2 separate regions of the Homo sapiens genome follow, and region 2 is linked to region 1. Evidence: chromatin loops called from intact Hi-C (ENCODE). Cell type or tissue: prostate gland. All regions are shown on one strand. Links, peaks and the distances in the headings refer to the core of each region. The heading gives the core; the rest is flanking DNA.

Region 1 (9,530 bases), core at 790-8,789:
CTTTAGGGATTTTGGTCTTTCAGGAATTCAACATTGGGGATGATGGCATTTGGGGTGGTGTCTTTTGGGATTATGGCCCAAACTCTTCACAAAGATGTTCTCCACCTCAGGAATCTGGGAAGGAGAGGACAACTGGACAAACCACAGGTGTGTGAGCCTTAAAGCCAGCTTGCTTTTCTTAAAAATTTTCTACCCTTTTGGGGCTCATTAAAAATTCTCTACTATTAGATCTTAATATAACTAACATTTTCTCTTAAAAGACAGTACATTCCTACTATGTGAACATGACCTTCCTAACTCCAACCTTTAGGGATAAATGAAAGAAGAGGCACTGAGGAAAGTCCTTGGGACTTCTTAGTACCCCTCCTCTGGGGTGGGCCATCTTCTCCAGAGGGTTACAGCCTGCGGCCCATGATTGTAGAGTCACGCCAGTCATTCTAAGAAACGTCCTTCTATTGGACTCATCACTGGTGTCTGCTCATCATGAGCGCCCATCATCCCAGCACCTCGTAGGACCTGTAGTGAGGATTCTGTAAAGGCTGCTGGATGAATGAGTGATGGGTGCATTAATTAATCCCAATTAGAACCGGAAACTCAGTTCCCATTTTTTATTAACTGAGATAATGTTGTTTTGTATTAATTTTCTCTAAATCATTATTACATTCCCTTGCTGGCATTCCCTCTTTGTCATTGTCACTAATGTGTACAGTCTTCAAGTTGAGTCTTCCTTACTTGGAATGTCAACCTGCAATAATTTTTAGGGATGTCTGTAGATGTTACTACATCATTTCTTTTCTTTTTTTTCTTTTTTTTTTTTTGATCATTTATAAAAATGTCAGCTTGGCCAGTTCCAGCCCCAAGTCTCTCGGTGGGCTTACTGTTTACATTTTTGCATCCAGAGACATGTCCCTTTGTCTCTATCTTTAATTCCTGCCTGTTCCTGACCAATGACAAAACTGTCCTCCAATTCCCTGCCAGCTCATGTTTCAAAAGGAACTTTTAGGAGAAATATTTCTTAGGAAGTATTCTGACATGCATACGATTATTCTTTTCTTTCTGGGCATCCCTCCAGGAATCTCGTGACTAAGTTTGTGTACTCCAAGCATGGCCCACCTAATGGTATGGTAATTGCTTTGGCTCTCGCAGGAAGTCTGCACTCATAATGTGATTGTGCATATGCTTGGAGCATGATATGCACCCACTATTTTGTTGTTGGGAAAAAATTATTACTTTCAGATTAAAAAACAAAAACCGTGGACTTGAAGGATGTATAGAGAAGATGTGGGAAGAGATTGAGGGAGCTGCTCACCTGTGTTTTGTTTTTTAGATAGATGAGTAAATAAAGACCCAAGGAAGGGAGGAATGTTTCCAAGGACATGAGAGTTGTTGGTTACTAAGTGAAGCTATGGCATCCCAGGTCAGGAGTCTAATTGTATGAATTGTATTAATTTTGTCTGTATGTTGGTGGGTAGCTGAGGGCATGATGAGGCTGGGGAGACCATTGTGAGTCTTCTTTATGAGATGATCTTGCATTTACTCTGAGCCTTGTAGGGAAGCTCCAGCAGTTGGGGTAGAAGAAGAAATCCTGCCTTGTGTTGGAGCCTTGTGACCTGCCAGGATCCCGGAGAAGGTTATGAATCAGGGAGTAAGAGACTCGGATCATTGCTACTTGGCCAATGACTAGCCTGACCTAGGAGTCAGGTGGCCTCCCCAGACTTCTGTCCCCTCACTCGTAATGTGTGGAAATGCAAAATAAAATGATATATGCAGACTCTAAGGCCAGTGCCCCTGGATATGGGCAGTGAGAGAGACAATCCAGATCCCTGCTCTTCTGGGACAGGGAGACAGGAAACAGCTAAGCAAGCTAAACTAAGATAATTTGACAGTAATGAGTGCCCTTCAGACAGTAAAAGGTTAATCAGACATGGAGTGACTTGGGGATGGGTTTGGGTTGGGTACCCCTGTGTTTTAGTCCATTTAGTGTTGCTATAAGGGAATATGTGAGGCTGGGTAATTTGCATAGAAAAAAATTATTTGACTCCCAAATTCTGATGGTTAGAAAGTTCAGGATTGGGCATCTGCATCTGGTGAGGGCCTCAGGCTGCTTCTACTCATGGCAGAAGGCAAAGGGAAGCCAGGTGTGCAGAGATCGCCGGGTGAGAGAGAAAGCAAGGTGGGGATGGGTGAGATGTGAGGCACTTTTTAAGAATAAACTCTCACTGGAACCAGTGAGTGAGACAGTGAGAACTCACGCTCTGGGGGATGGCGTTAATCTATTCATGAAAGATCCACTCCATGACCCAAACACCTCTCATTAGGCCCCATCTCAAATTTGGAGACCAAATTTCAGTATGAGACTTGGAAGGGACAAACATCCAAACCACAGCACTTTGTTTCTAATAGGACAGGGGTGGCTACTACCAGTAGAAGTATGATGATGACATCCAGGGAACAGGAAACGGAACAGGGACGTTCAGTGCTGGACATTCAAGGATGGGAATGTGATAGTAATTCAGGTTATTGAATAGGCATGTGCATGAATATTCACCTCATTCGTTCATTCATATATTTATTAAGCATTTACCATGTGCTGGGCATTGCTCAGGCATTAGGTACACAACAGGGAACACCAAAACCATGATGTGTGTGCACCCAGAGCTTATAGTGGAATGGGGAAGACAGAAGTTATTGTAATTATGCACACGTAGATATTCAATTGCTAATTTTTAAAAAATTTAGCCTTATACTTTTCCTTAATTCCACTTCACTAAAAATTAAAAATTGGCTGGGTGCGGTGGCTCACGCCTGTAATCCCAGCACTTTGGGAGGCCGAGGCGGGCGGATCACGAGGTCAGAGGATAGAGACCATCCTGGCTAACACGGTGAAACCCCGTCTCTACTAAAAATACAAAAAAAAAATTAGCCGGGCATAGTGGCGGGCACCTGTAGTCCCAGCTATTCGGGAGGCTGAGGCAGGAGAATGGCATGAACCCGGGAGGCAGAGCTTGCCATGAGCCGAGATTGCGCCACTGCACTCCAGCCTGGGCGACAGAGCCAGACTCCATCTCAAAAAAAAAAAAAAAATTAAAAATTAACATATTGGGAGAGAAACTAATTTGAAGGGCAGATCAGGGAAGGCTTCTCTGGGGTCATATTTAAGCAGAGACTAGGGGGTTAGGTAGGAATCATCCAGCCTGGGAGAACTGGTGGTGACGAGGCCCTGTGGGCAGATAGATACATCTATGGGAGGCAGACCTGGAAGAGCCAAAGGGCATGGTAGATTTCAGAACAGAGAGGAGACCAATGTGGCTGGAGCCAAGGCGGGAGTGGAAGTGAATTGGAGGCAGAGATGAGAAATGCAGGAGCTAGGCTGCTCAGGTCCTTGGTAAGAATTATAGGCTCTACTAGATTGGTGAGGTCTGACCGCAGCTAAGAAAAGCCAGGTGTGAACATCCATCCCACCCATCCTGGTTAGCATCTGCCCTGTTGATCATGCCTGTGGTCTAGGCCCACCCACAGTCTTGCTTTCCATTTTCACTCCCACCATCATGAATCTCAACCCCTGATTCCACCATGTCCAGGTGATTGCAGGTGTCTCCCAAGTGATCCCTCTAGAAGCCCCTGGGAGGTGATCAGGAATTAGTGCCCTTACAGAAGAGACCCCAGAGAGCTAGCTAGCGCTTTCTACCAGGTGAGGATGTAGCCGAGAAACACTTCTGTGAGTCAGAAGATGGTCCTCACCAAAACCAAATCTGCCACCACCTTGATCTTAGACTTCCCAGCCTCCAGAGCTGTTGTTTATAAGCCACCCAGTGTACAGAATCTCTATTGCAGTAGCTCACAGGAACTCAGACAAGGACCATACCCGACCTCACCTTGAGATGCTCTGGGATGGACTGTAAGTTGGCAGGGAGGAATTAGCAGCCAGGATCCACATCTAATTCTCTTTATCCTCAGTCCCCAGCACACTTAGAAATGCTTCAATAGAGTAAGGTCACATTGAATGTGAATGTCAGAATTGATTGGCAGTCCATCCCTCTGATCCTATTGGAACATGGCCCTGCCCTCTCGCACCCTCAGGGCCTTTGCACTTGTTCCCTTTGCATGGGATCATTTCCCCATCCTTCTCACCACATGAGCGCCTATGCATCCTTCAGTTCTCATTATAGATCACAGATGCTTCTTTCAGGAAACCTCACCTGACCAGGTGAGATGTCCACATCATACCCTCAATTTATTTACCTCCACCCTGGGAAATTACCAAATTAAGGCAGCCTTTCTCATTAGATTGTGAGCTCCTTGTGCACAGGGCCTGGGTCTGATTCACTCTCTTTAGATTTGCTGCCCAACACCCTCCGTGGCTTATAAATAGCACCTAATAAATGGCCATTCATTGTCGAAGGACTATAATGCAGTGGGCACTGCATTTGGAGCTGGGGAAGGAGGCAATGATGAATAGAAACGGATACAGACTATTCCTTCTATTTTCATGTGTATTTGAAGTTTTTCATAATAAAAAGTCCAAAAAACATGTAAACCCCACCCCCGCCTTCACAAAGGGTACAGTCTAATGGGGAAAAAGCCATTAATAAAATAATCACAGAATTTATCATTAAAAATCATGTTTAGCCATATGGAGGAAAAGCAATAATAAATAATTCACTTCTACAATTCTTGAGTATATGCCAAGCATTGTTTTAAAAGTTCTGTGTGCATTACTCATTTAGTCCTCACAAAATCCCTACAAGGACGGCACTATCATTATCCCATTTTGTAGAAGGGGAAACTGAGGCAGAGAGCTTCGCCCAACATCACACAGGCAGGCAGAACTGGGATTCTAACCCGGACAGCCCAACTTTAGAGCCGATCGTTTGATTGTATCTATGGCTTTTATAAGGACATACCTTAAGTCATGTACGTTCTAGTAATGCCAGCACTAGTCCCAGAGTTGTCCTTGGAAGGTGCCGTTTTCCCACTTGCCGGGCCACAGAGATGAAGGTGAAATCAGAACCACAAACTCACACCTAACCAGGGCCATCTTGGAACGCTACGTGCAGCCACAGTGACCTCTGGTGGTCAAAGCATGAATGGCATGAATGCATCACATTGACGCCGGGAGACCAAACCTCAGGATGATTTCCCAAATCGGCTTGTATTTGCTAAGGCCTCATTCGGGTCCTACTTGGGCTAGTGTCTCCCAGGACACGAGGAAGGATAAGTTTCCAAAGGCGGACTGTCAGGGCTTGGTCAGTGGCTGGGGGCTACTGGGAGTCTGTGCTCCTGTGTTCTGTCCAGGCCTTCGGAAAACCCTGGCCTCAGCTCCATCCAGCTCCCCTCTCCTGGGGCTTCAGGACCTGGGGCTTCAGGACAGGGGGCTGTGTGGCTCTGTCATCCAGGTTCAGTTGGTAACATCTTTTGCAGGCACTGTGTCCCTGGCTGAGAAGGGGACAGTTACTCATTCATTCATTTGATCAAATATTTATTGAGCATCTACTGTATGCCAGGCACATTCTAGGTGCTGAGAAGAAAGCAAAGAATAAAAGAGACAACGTTCCTGCATTCCTTCTCCCCTACATTAGGGGCTGAGCCCCTTTTTCCCACCTCCCTTTTCCCTCTCCTGCCCCCACCCTCTTCTTCCAACTTATAATGTAGTGTAATGATTTCATTCCTGGGGTTCGCGTGTGTGTGGAGTCTCTGTGTGTTGAACAAAAGGAACTTGACTTCTACTGCACTCAAAGAATAAACCATAAACTGCACTCAAAGAATAAACCATAAACCAGAACAGACAGACAGACACACGTATACACACACACATGCACATGTACAAATTCCTGACCTCATGATGTTTGCATTCTAGTGAGGAGAGACAGACCATAAACAGGTGATCATAAATGTCACAGAGAAAAGTAAAGCCACAGCAAGAGGGTCAGGAGTGGAGTGGTGGATGGGAGTCATTTTGTTTGGGCTGGGCTGGGATGCCTTGATGATATTTAATGAAGGCCCAAGGTGCCTTGTAGGGGTGCAATTGGTTTGTTCCCTTTCTCTCTGTCTCTTTCTCCACTGCAATTATCCAGAAGTTAATACATACAGTGGTACAAGTAGATGTTTTCATGTTTGAGAGTCAAAGATTCTAGAGGCAGTCACTCAGGGTGACATTGAAGTAACAATTTTCTACTACTTTGTTATAGTAGCCCACAGGGACTCAGACAAGGACCATACCTGACCTCACCTTGAGATTCTCTGGGATGGACTGAAAGTTGGGAGGGAGGAATTAGCAGCCAGGATCCACGTCTAATTCTCTTTATCCTCTGTCCCCAGCACACTTGGAAATGCTTCAATACAGTAAGGTCATATTGAATGTGAATGTCAGAATTGATTGGCAGTCCATCCCTCTGATCCTATTTGAACGTGGCCCTGCCCTCTTGCACCCTCAGGGCCTTTGCACCTGTTCCCTTTGCCTGGGATCATTTCCTCTATCCTTCTCACCGCGTGAGCTCCTATGCATCCTTCTCACCTCAGCATAGATCCTAGGTGCTTCTTGCTGGCTGGAGCGTTGGCCATGCAGGAACGAACATTTGTCCTCTTTTTCCTGTTGTGCTTCACACTTGGAGAAGTGGATGCAGGGAGGTGAGCTGTGTGGATATCTGGGAAGAACATTCTGAGCTGTGGGAACAGCCTGTGCCGGGGCTCTGGGCTGGGTACTTGAGGGACAGTGAGGAGGCAGATGTGGCTACAGGTGCAGTAGGGGGGTCGGGGCGGAGCAGGAGGTGAGGCCAGAGAGTTGGGGGAGGTGACTCTCACAAGGGGCCTTAACAATACCTTGTCCCTATCTCTGGTGGGGCTGATTTTGGCCTTGAGGATGAAGGCAACACCTTCTCAGAATGCTGAGCAACTTTGTCCACACAGTGGAGGGGTGGAGGAGGTGAGCTCCTGACTCAGGTGCCCTGACACCATGTGGGGCTCTCTGGGGCCAGGCATCCTCAGAGGCTCTCACTTGCATCATTTCTTGTTTACTTTCCCAACAACCCCGGGTGATAGGCCTTATGCTACCCATTTTCTTTTTTCTTTTTGAGATGGAGTCTTGCTCTGTCACCCAGGCTGGAGTGCAGTGGCGTGATCTTGGCTCACTGCAACCTCCACCTGCCAGGTTCAAGCGATTCTCCTGCCTCAGCCTCCCATGTAGCCAGGATTACAGGAGTGCACCACCACGCCTGGCTAAGTTTTGTATTTTTAGTAGAGTGAGTGTTTCACGGTGTTGGCCAGGCTGGTCTTGAACTCCTGACCTCAGGTGATCTACCTGCCTTGGCCTCCCAAAGTGCTGGGATTACAGGCATGAGCCACTGCACCTGGCCTATCCTACCCATGCTCTAGATGAGAAAACTGAGGTGTAGAGAAGTAGAGAAGAGAGTTTTAGGTGGTCAGGACAGCTTGCTCGAAGCCATGGTGAATGGAGGATTTGGGGGTGTTCTGGTGACGGAGAAGTCTTGGAGAAGCTAAAGAGACAAATTGGGGCCAGTTTGTAGGGACTTGTGTATCATTATAGGAAGCTGGAACTTTATCTTGGTGTCAACAAGATAATAAAGGGATATGATAGGAAGGGATATTATACTACCTGTGTTTAAAAAATCTCTCTAATGTCTGTGGTGATGGGGAGTGGGGAAAGAGGGGCTGGAGAGTCAAGGAGATGGGAGATTTTGTGGACCATCTAAAATAGGCTGAGGGCTACTTTCAAGAGAGAAACTACCTGATTTAGAAACATCAGAAGGTGGAAGTGAGCAAGGGAGGCAGGTTAAGGGAAAGTATGAATTTTTTATTTTCTATTTTTCCTTTATTTTCTAGAACATTCAGCTCCATTTGGGGACGGTAGTGGGCACTGCAGAAGTGCTTGTTGGATCCAAATCCTCTAGCTACGTTGCTGGCTGTGTCCTTATTTAGTTCCTCACATGGATAGTGATTCCAAATGGACCACATCCTCTTCAGACCTAAGAAGACAGCATCTTCTATACACTGGGCATTTTGTGTTAGAAGATATTGCTTTAATTATTGTTCCTCTGGCTCCTTTATGAATGAGTCTATCATCCAGGCAATTATAGAATTTTCTAAGTAAGTAACAGCCACTTCTTATCTCCCTTAAAATTCTATTCATGCATCAAAGCCTAGCTCAGCCATCATCTCCTCCATGAAAAAACAAAAAAACAAAAAACCTTCATCTCCTTCTGTGTTCTTTAAAGGGTTAAATGTTTCTGCTGTGGTCTGTGTGTGTGTGTGTGTGTGTGTGTGTGTGTGTGTGTGTGTGTGTAGGGGTAGTGGATGACAGGGCAGTATACTGGATGTCATAATAGGCTTTGGAGTTAGATATCATACCTGTGTTTTAATCCTACTTCTGCCAATTGCCAGCTGTGCTATCTGGTTACTTAACCTCTCTGAGTCTTAGCTGTGTCATCAGTAAAACGGGATAAGAGTATCTACCTCCTAATGCTGTTGTGAGAGTTAAATAGGCTGATTGATCACAGAGCTTGGCACAATGTCTCCCATTTGCAAGTGCTCAAATAGTGGTGGTAGGGGTTGTTAACACTCTTCATCCATTTTTTAAAATTGTCTTGAAAATTATTTACTGAGTATCTACTATATGCCATATACAATCCTAGGCATATTCTATGTGCATCAGTGAATAAAACATATGTCTTCCCTGGAGGAGATACTATAGTTCTATATAGTCTAGATGGGGGAGATAGAAATAAACAATGGTGTTTAACAACGAGTAAGTGTATTTTATAGTGTATTAGAAGGTAATAAGTGCTGTGGACAAAAAAGAAGAAAGCAGTAGAAGTTGGTTGACAGTACTCAGGCAGGTAAATCAGTCAGCTACTGCTGCGTAACAAATAGTCACACAACCTGATGGCTTAAAACAACAACTGCTTATGTAGCCCCTAGTTCTGTAGTTCTGTGAGTCCGCAATAGGCTGGGTTCAGCTGGGCAGTTCTGGTCGTGGCTCACCTGGACTGTGCTCATTCATGTGTCTGTGGTTACCGGTTGGTCTAGGATGGCCTCAGGACAACTCTGTTCTTTAAACGTAGTCTCTCATGCTCCAGCAGGCCACCCCAGGCTTGCTTTCGTGGTAGAAGCAGGGTTCTGAGAGAGGCAAGTATCCCAGCCTTCTTGAGGCCTCTACTGGGTGGCATGACATCCCTTTTGCCGCATTCTGTCAGCCAAAGCAAGTCAAAGCCAGCCAGCTCTTGAAGGAAGGAGGTAAAAAGTTTACATCACAAAAGGTGTGGCTATGGGATGGAAAGTGAGGGGTGATAATTGTGGTCACTCTTGCAGTCAATCTACCACAGTGAGAAGGGTGCAGGTCGCAGCATTAAACAGGCTGGCAGGGAAAGCTCTCCCTGAGAAACTGACAGTTGGACAAAGACTCGAAGCAGATGAGGGAGCTGGTGAGGCAAGTGGTGTAGATAAGAGGGTGCCAGGTGGAGGGCATGGCTAGAGCAAAGGCCCTGGGGCAGGGACGCACCTGGGGCATTCCAGAC
Region 2 (9,530 bases), core at 1-8,000, 540 kb before region 1:
CTAATTTTTGTTGTATTTTTTAGTACAGATGGGGTTTCACCATGTTAGCCAGGATGGTCTCGATCTCCTGACCTTGTGATCCGCCCGCCTCGGCCTCCCAAAATGCTGGGATTACAGGTGTGAGCCACCGCACCCGGCCAAAACAAGATAATTTTTAACAAGATGATGGGAAGTAGGGAAGTGAAGTGGGCACTGAAGAGGGGAATGCTCAGCAAACCTGCACATGTCAGATTATGAGCTCTGTGCCCCACAGCTTGGTGAACATGAATGATCCCATGTCTAATTCCCTGTCATAATGGGTTGTTTTGAGCTCCAGGTAAATTAATTACCTGAGAAATGTATGATTCTGAAACAGAGGGTCAGGGACCAGGCACAAAGAATGGTGAAAGTGATAGATGGTTTGCTGATGATACAGGCGTGTCAGGGACGCCTGCAGCCTGCCCACCCCAGCTGATGTTGCAGGATCCTGCCTGGGTTTGTCCTTTATGCCTGCATCCCCAATGGTCTCATGTGGCCCAGAGATGTGGTTTTCTGCCTGACAGATGAGGAAAGGGAGCTTTAGGGATTCTGTGAACTGGATCCATTCCTATAAATGATAGGGAAAAGACTCAGCCTGAAATGGGTTTTTTATTTCTCTTTCTTTTGAGACAGAGTCTCGCTCTGTCACCCAGGCTGGAGTGCAGTGGCACGATCTCTGCTCACTGCAACTTCCATCTCCTGGGTTCAAGCGGTTCTCCTGCCTCAGCCTCCCAAGTAGCTGGAATTACAGGCGCCCACCACCATGCCCAGCTAATTTTTGCATTTTTAGTAGACAGGGTTTTGCCATGTTGGCCAGGCTGGTCTCAAACTCCTGACCTCCAGTGATCTGCCCGTCTCAGCTTCCCAAAGTTCTGGGATTACAGGTGTGAGTTACTGCGCCAGGCCTAAAATGGAATTGACCTCAGTGGCAAAGCTCTTCATCACGCAGCATCCTAAGTGTTGACTATCAGACAATCAGAATGACCCTGGGCTTGGGCAAAATGGTCTCCATCCATCACTTTGAAGTCATTCCCTACCACCCTCCACTCACCCCTACGATTCCCCAGAACTAACTTCCTGCTCTCTCTCCCCAGCTGTCTAAAGACCTCGTTAAACATCCTCGCAATAACTAACTGTGTGCTTTTGGAATCAGACTTGAAGCATCTGTCCAAGTACCCGAGCATTGGTCAACTAAAGACCCTGGACCTGAGTGGCACCAGACTGGCCAATTTCAGCCTTGTGCCGCTCCAAGTTCTCCTAGAAAAAGTTGCAGCCACCCTTGAGTACCTGGACTTAGATGACTGTGGCATCGTAGACTCCCAAGTCAACGCCATCCTGCCTGCCCTGAGCCGCTGCTTTGAGCTCACCACCTTCAGCTTCCGTGGAAATCCCATCTCCACGGCCACCCTGGAGAACCTGCTGTGCCACACAATCAGACTCAACAACTTATGCCTGGAGCTGTATCCTGCCCCGCGGGAGAGTTATGATGTTCGTGGTATCGTCTGCCGGAGCAGATTTGCCCAACTTGGGGCTGAGCTGATGGGGAGAGTGAGGGCCTTAAGGGAGCCCGAGAGGATCTTGTTCTGTACCGACTACTGCCCTCAGTGTGGCAACAGGTCACTTTACGACCTGGAGGTAGATCGGTGTTGCTGTTGAATGCCTGCCTATTTGGGTGGATATATCAAACTCTTTTTTCTGAACACTTGAAAACTAAAACCTAGGTCTTTTTGCGCCCAGGCTGGAGTTCAGTGGCACAATCCTGACTCATTGCAACCTCTGCCTCCTGAGTGCAAGCGCTTCTCCTGCCTCAGACGCACCCGCCATAACACTTTTTAAATATTTCAATCCCACATTTTAAAAGTTACATCTAGGCTGTGCACGGTGGCTCACACCTGTAATCTTAGCACTTCAGGAGGCTGAGGCGGGGGGGTGGCTCACGAGGTCAAGAGATCGAGACCATCCTGGCCAACATGGTGAAACCCCGTCTCTATTAAAAATACAAAAATTAGCTGGGCGTGGTGGCGCATGCCCGTAGTCCCAGCCACTCAGGAGGCTGAGGCAGGAGAATCGCTTGAACCCGGGAGGCAGAGGGTGCAGTGAGCCGAGATCATGCCACTGCACTCCAGTCTGACGACAGAGCGAGAATCTGTCTCAAAAAAGTAAATAAAAACAATCTGTCTCAAGAAAAAAAAAGTTACATCTTTTTGGGGAGCTAGCTCAGATTGATGAGAGATTTTCTCATAACACCTACCCTCTCTCTCTATCAAGGAAGAGACTAGTGCAGAGTGTTTTGGAATCTCACATCATCAAAGGGTGGATAACGATCAAGTGCCTGTGGGTGATGAGTGACCTTCCCTGTGTTGAAGAAACCTACTTAAAGGGCACCTAAGTGAAGGATCCTGCTGAGGATTCAGGGGCTGGTGTTGCTGCCAGGGATCTTAGCCAAGAGCCTCAGTTTCCCTGTAAAATCAGGATGGTAGTGTCCAACAGCTTATGGGACCCTTGTAGGATCCGATAAGATGGTCCATGTTTAGGGCTTGGCATGGGGCCTGGCATAAGTAAGATCAATACACCTTGTTCTTTTCTCTCTTCTCAGCAGAAGTCCCAGCATTTTTCATCTTTCTTTCTTTTTTTTTTTTTTTTTAAGACAAAGCCTTGCTCTTCACCAGGCTGGAGTGCAGTGGTGCAATCTTGGCTCACTGCAACCTCCGCCTCTCGGGTTCAAGCGATTCTCCTGCCTCGTGCTCCCGAGCAGCTAGGACTACAGGCGCGCGCCACCACGCCCCGCTAATATTTGTATTTTTAGTAGAGACGGGGTTTCACCATGTTGGCCAGGATGGTCTCGATCTCCTGACCTCGTGATCCTCCCTGCTCGGCATCCCAAAGTGCTGGGATTACAGGCGTGAGCCACCGCGCCCAGCCGCATTTTTCATCTTTTAATCTCACCTCCATTTCCTGGTAACAGGGAGGCAACAAGAACCCAGGACATGCAATGGGGCTCAGCTTCTACACGCCGCCACAATTTCATCATGATTCCCCCAAACAGCAGAGCCCCAGGAGCCAGCAGGGGACGGGCTGGGCAGTGCAGGACTGGATTCATTTCCAGTGATTATAAAATCAAAATTTCCAGTCCATGGGTCTCGACTGCCATCTGCTGGTAGATGAGACCAGATGGTGTAATTTAGTGTTGCAAGGATTATATTTTATGGTATATTAAAAATTTTACTATTATGTAAATACTATTTGAGTACAAATATTTGTGTTGTCATTTATGTATATTAAAGATATAGAACTTTTAAAGAATGCAGTGTGATATTTTAAGAATGGTTAACAGCTGGGAGCAGTGGCAACAGAGCAAGACTCCGTCTCAGGAAAAAAAAAACAGGCCGGGCGCAGTGGCTCATGCCTGAAATCCCAGCACTTTGGGAGGCCGAGGCAGGCGGATCAACTGAGGTCAGGAGTTCGAGACTAGCCTGGCAACATGGGGAAACCCTGTCTCTACTAAAAAATACAAAATTAGCCGGGCGTGGTGGTGCATGTCTGTAAGGCGGCTGAGGCAGGAGAATCACTTGAACCCGGGAGGCGGAGGTTGCGGTGAGCTGAGATCGCGCCATTGCACTACAGCCTGGGCAACAAGAGCGAGACTCCGTCTCAAAAAAAAAAAAAAAAGAATGAAAGAATGGTTAACTTAGTTTGGATTTTCAAAAAGAATGAGATTTTTAAAACTAATTTTAAAAACACTGAACAAGAATCGCTTGTTCTTTAAATATACTTAGAATAGTACAATTTTAGCATTGGAAGGAAGCATTACAGGTTTTTTTAAGTATTGAGTTTATTTTATTTTATTTTATTTTGAGACCAGGTCTCACTCTCGTCCAGGCTGGAGTGCAGTGGCATGATCACGGCTCACTGCAGCCTCAACCTCCCAAGGCTCACGTGATCTTCCTGTCTCAGCCCACCTGGTAGCTGGAACAACAGGCATGAACCATCATGCCTGGCTTATTTTTGTATTTTTAGTAGAGACCAGGTTTCACCATGTTGCCCAGGCCGGTCTTGAACTTCTGGGCTCAAGCGATCCACCTGCCTGTGCCTCCCAAAGTGCTGGGATTACAGGTGTGAGCCACTGTGCCCAGGCTTCAGTTTGTTTATTTATTTATTTTTGAGAACGAGTTTCACTCTGTCGCCCAGGCTGGAGCACAGTGGCACGATCTCGGCTCACTGCAACCTCCGCCTCCAGGGTTCAAGCGATTCTACTGCCTCAGCCTCCCAAGTAGTTGGGATTACAGGCATGAGCCACCACGCCTGGCTAAGTTTTGTATTATTATTGTTATTTTTATTTTTAGTAGAGACAGGGCTTTGCCAAGTTGGCCAGGCTGGTCTCGGACCCCGGACCTCAGGTGATCCACCTGCCTCGGCCTCCCAAAGTGCTAGGACTACAGGTGTGAGCCACCATGCCCGGCCTATTATTATTTATTTATATTTTTATTTATTTTATTTTATTTATTTTTTTTTTGAGATGGAGTTTCACTCTTGTTGCCCAGGCTGGAGGCAATGGTGCGATCTCTGCTCACTGCAACTTCTGCCTACCAGGTTCAAGCAATTCTCCTGCCTCAGCCTCCAGAGTCGCTGGGACTACAGGTGCCCACCACAATGCCCGGCTAATTTTTTGTATTTTTAGTAGAGACGGGGTTTCACCATGTTAGCCAGGCTGATCTCAAACTCCTGATCTCAAGTGATCCACCTGTCTCGGCCTCCTAAAGTGCTGGGATTTCAGGCATGAGCCAGCACACCCAGCCTATTTTTTTTTTTTTTAATAGAAGTTTTAGGTTCACAGAAAAACTAAACAGAAAGTGCAGAGTTCTCATCTACCCCCTTCCTCCTTCAACACACAGCACCCCTACGGGATCAACACCCACACCAGCACAGAGCATTCGTCACAATCAATGAGCCACATGGACACATCATCATCACCCAATGTCCATAGTTTACATGCAGGATCACTGCTGGTTTTGTATATGCTATGGATTTTAATAAAGGGATAATGACAGATATCCACCATTAGAACATCATGCAGAGTAGTTTTCTTTCCCTAAAGTCCTCTGTCCTCTTCCCACTCATCCCATTGTATTCTCACCCCCTGGCAACCACTGGGCTTTCTACTCTCTCCATAGAAAAAGGCAAAAGCCTTTTCCAGAATGTGTAACAGGATGAGTCTTTTCACATTGCCTTCTTTCACTTGTACAATAACATCATGCATTTAGGAATCTTTCTTTACTTTTTTTTTTTTTTTTTTTTTTTTTTTTGAGACGGAGTCTCGTTCTGTTGCTCAGGCTGGAGTGCAGTGGTGCGATCTTGGGTCACTCCAATCTCCACCTCCTGGATTCAAGCAATTCTCTGCCTCAGCCTCCCGAGTAGCTAGGATTACAGGCACCCACCACCATCCCCGGCTAATTTTTGTATTTTTAGTAGAGACGGGGTTTCACCATCTTGACCACGCTGGTCTTGAACTCCTGACCTCATGATCCACTCACCTCAGCCTACCAAAGTGCTGGGATTACAGGTGTGAACCACTGCACCCAGCCAGGAATATTTCATGTCTTTTTATGGCTTCATAATAGTTCACTGACCGGATGGATCACAGTTTGTTTATCCAGTCACCTACTGAATGGCATCTTGCTTGCTTCCAAGTTTTGGCAATTAAGAATAAAGCTGCTATAAACATCCAGGTGTGAGTGTACTCATTTTGTTAAATACCCAGGAGCATGATTACTGAATTGTATGGGTACGGTATGTTTTACAAGGATTTTTTCTTTTTTCTTTTTCTTTTTTTTTTTTTTTTTTTTGAGACGGAGTCTCACTGTCACCCAGGCTGGAGTGCAGTGGCGTGATCTCAGCTCACCGCAACCTCCACCTCCCAGGTTCAAGTGATTCTCCTGCCTCAGCCTCCGGAGTAGCTGGGATTGCAGGCACGCACTGCCAGGCACAGCTAATTTTTATATTTTTGGTAGAGATGAGGTTTCACCATGTTGGCCAGGCTGGTCTCGAACTGACCACAGGTGATCCGCCCGCCTCAGCTTCCCAAAGTGGTGGGATTACAGGCATGAGCCACCATGCCCAGCCTAAGGATTTTTTCTTTCTTGAAAATCTCACTTGTTAGATATTGCTGCTAAAGGTCAGGGACTTTGTCTCCATTATCCTGTGGTCCCACTGCTGAGCATGGAACCTGGCGCTTGGTAGCAAATGCTGTTGACCACGGGATGCATGAAAATGTTTTGCCATTGGCCGGGCGCTGTGACTCATGCCTGTAATCCTAGCACTTTGGGAAGCAGAGGCAGGCGGATCACCTGAGGTCAAGAGTTCGAGACCAGCCTGACCAACGTGGAGAAACCCTGTCTCTACTAAAAAAAAAATGACAAAATTAGCTGGGCATGGTCGCTTATGCCTGTAACCCAGCTACTCGGGAGGCTGAGGCAGGAGAATCGCTTGAACCTGGGAGGCGGAGATTGCAGTGAGCTGAGATCACACCATTGCACTCCAGCCTGGGCAACAAGAGTGAAACTCCATCTCAAAAAAAAAAAAAAAAAATTGCTAACTTGGGTACATCAACATTATCCAACAAATAAATTGGATTGTGAAAAAAATAGCCCTTGTGACACTGTGGCCACTCCATGTGTATCATGAAAGTCCAGCAACTGGCTGGGCGCGGTAGCTCACATCTGTAATCTCAGCACTTTGGGAGGCCGAGGTGTGCGGATCCCTTGAGGTCAGGAGTTCAAGACCAGCCTGACTAACATGGTGAAACCCTGTCTCTATTAAAAATGCAAAATTAGCTGGGCGTGGTGGCATATACCTGTAGTTCCAGCTACTGGGGAGGCTGAGGGAGGAGCATTGCTTGAACCTGGGAGGCGAAGGTTGCAGTGATCCAAGATCGCACCAATGAACTCTAGCCTGGGTAACAGAGTGAGACTCCATATCAAAAAAAAAAAAAAAAAGATAAGAAAGTCCAGCATAGTAAGAGGTACACAGAGGCACATGTGGGTGAGCTTCATTTGTTTCTCATTCTTTTTTTCCTCCCTTTGGACAGAATTCTCAATGCAAAACATCCTAAAAACACAGAGCAAATGTCTCCTCTAATTTCCTTATCCCAGACTTCTCTCCATAGTGTGTGTGCTAGTGTGCTATCTTCCAGACTCTTCTGTGACTTGCTATACATTTCTTTTCTTTTCTTTTGGGGGTGGGGGACAGTCTTGCTCTGTCACCAGGCTGGAGTACAGTGACGTGATCTCGGCTCACTGCAACCTCCGCCTCTCGGGTTAAAGCGATTCTCCTGCCTCAGCCTCCCAAGCAGCTGAGACTACAGGCGTGTGCCACCATGCCCAGCTAGTTTTTGTATTTTTAGTAGAGATGGGGTTTCACCATGCTGACCAGGATGGTTTTGATCTCTTGACCTTGGGATCCGCCCACCTCAGCCTCCCAAAGTGCTGGGATTACAGGCGTGAGTCATTGCACCCGGTCGCAACTTGCTATACATTTCTTTTGTTTTGTTTGTTTGTTTGTTTTGTTTTTGTGGTTTTTTTGAGACAGAGTCTCGCTCTGTCACCCAGGCTGGAGTACAGTGGCGCGATCTCAGCTCACTGTAATCTCCATCTTCTAGGTTCAAGCAATTCTCCTGTCTCAACCTCCTTAGTAGCTATGATTACAGGTGTGTGCCACCACGCCCAGCCCTAAATTATCTTTGGTGAGTTTTTTTTTTTCCCCCACTATTGTAAGTATTTTTAGCTTCCAGGGCCAGAAAGCTTATGCATGAAAAAGGCAGGTCTACCAGAAGGTGGAGTACTCAGCTCTTTAGAAATTAGAGATCCAGGTGAGGTGGCTCACACCTGTAATCTCAGCAATTTGGGAGGCCAAGGCGGGCGGATCATGAGGTCAGGAGATAGAGACCATCCTGGCCAACATGGTGAAACCCTGTCTCTACTAAAAATACAAAAAAAAATTAGCCAGGCATGGAGGTGGGTGCCTGTAATCCCAGCTAATCGGGAGGCTGAGGCAGGAGAACCACTTGAACCCAGGAGGCAGAGGTTGCAATGAGCCGAGATTGCACCACTGCACTCCAGCCTGGTGACAGAGCAAGACTCCATCTTAAAAGAAAAAAAAAAAAGAAAGAAAGAAAGAATAAAGAAAGAAATCAGAGATCCCGGCTGGGCATAGTGGCTCACGCCTGTAATCCCTGCACTTTGGGAGGCTGAGGCAGGCGGATCACGAAGGCAGGAGTTCGAGACCAGCCTAGCCAACATAGTAAAACCCCGTTTCTACAGATCCCATTTTCATGTTGGATCTTGGGTCTCTCACAGCAGAGATGGTTTTGGCTCCAAGATCTGCTCAACCAACATAGCCAATAATTTTTCAATTTCTCTCCAAGCAGGTCAGACACCTGAGGCTTTTTTACCTAAATATGAAAAAAAAAAAAAGAAAAGAAAAAGAACCCACATACCTGTGATTTCCATAAGCTGGAGTTTATGCCTCCCTGCAGTAATAAACACTGACGGCAATTGTCAATTTCCTTTACGACTACGCCTTTTGGCCGGCCGTGGTGGCTCACGCCTGTAATCCCAGCACTTTGGGAGGCAGATCATTTGAGGTCAGGAGTTTGAGACCAGCCTGGCCAACATGGTGAAAGTCCATCTCTACTAAAAATAAAAAATTAGCCGGGTGTGGTGGCACGTGCCTTTAGTCCCAGCTACTGGGGAGGCTGAGGCAGGAGAATCGCTTGAACCTGGGAGGCAGGGGTTGCAGTGAGCCAAGATCAAGCCACTGCACTCAAACCCACCCAAAAAAAACAGGCTGGAGGATGGGATTTACAAGGGGAAACATTTTCTCCCACTCAGAACCATCCCTGCGCTGACGGGTGGACCTGGAGAATCTAGCCTTTCACTTAGGGTGAGAAAGCAACGTTCCGGCTTTATGTAGTGGTATTAATTCCAGTTCTCCATCCTTTGTAGGCTCTGGCCTATTTTCCTGTCCCTCCCCTATGTGGGTATTAAAATCTATGCCCCTAGATTACTGGGCTCATAATGACTCCCTGCATGACGTTTTTCCTGCCCTTCGCAGACATTACTTTAGTTCACTTCCTCACCACTCTAGTTGCAATCTTCATTTTGTTTTTGTTTTTGTTTTTGTTTTGAGATGGAGTCTCGCTCTGTCACCCAGGCTGGAGTGCAGTGGTGCGATCTTGGCTCACTGCAAGCTCCACCTCCCAGGTTCAAGCCATTCTCCTGCCTCAGCCTCCCAAGTAGCTGGGACACAGGCACCCGCCACCACACCTGGCAAATTTTTTGCATTTTTAGTAGAGACGGGGTTTCACCGTGTTAGCCAGGAGGGTCTCGATCTCCTGACCTTGTAATCCACCCTCCTCGGCCTCCCAAAGTGCTGGGATTACAGGCGTGAGCCACCACGCCCGGCACAATCTTCATTTTGTTCTAGCACATAAATGCTTCTTTTTCTCTCTCTCATAG

What was found. A loop is a pair of places that touch in the nucleus more often than their neighbours do. Peaks named below come from ENCODE experiments on the same cell type or tissue, not always from the same donor. Only the 100,000 strongest peaks of a DNase experiment are listed, where the experiment ranks them.
Region 2: it touches region 1 in a loop (5-fold over the local background); 2 of 110 quality-filtered maps call a loop at or near these places.

What each region holds. Positions count from the first base shown.
Region 1 is chr1:13,955,506-13,965,035 of GRCh38, forward strand. It overlaps a transcript of KAZN not described here. Among named protein-coding and RNA genes, the nearest start is that of PRDM2, 260 kb to the left of the region's middle. In prostate gland, for the core only: a CTCF peak has its summit at 5,078 (motif pointing left); a DNase peak (open chromatin) is centred at 5,066.
Region 2 is chr1:13,419,585-13,429,114 of GRCh38, forward strand. PRAMEF20 (PRAME family member 20) reads left to right here. Exons shown (of 4, transcript NM_001099852.2): 4 at 1,113-1,744. The coding sequence ends at 1,674. Among named protein-coding and RNA genes, the nearest start is that of PRAMEF20, 14 kb to the left of the region's middle. In prostate gland, for the core only: a CTCF peak has its summit at 3,169 (motif pointing left); a DNase peak (open chromatin) is centred at 3,137.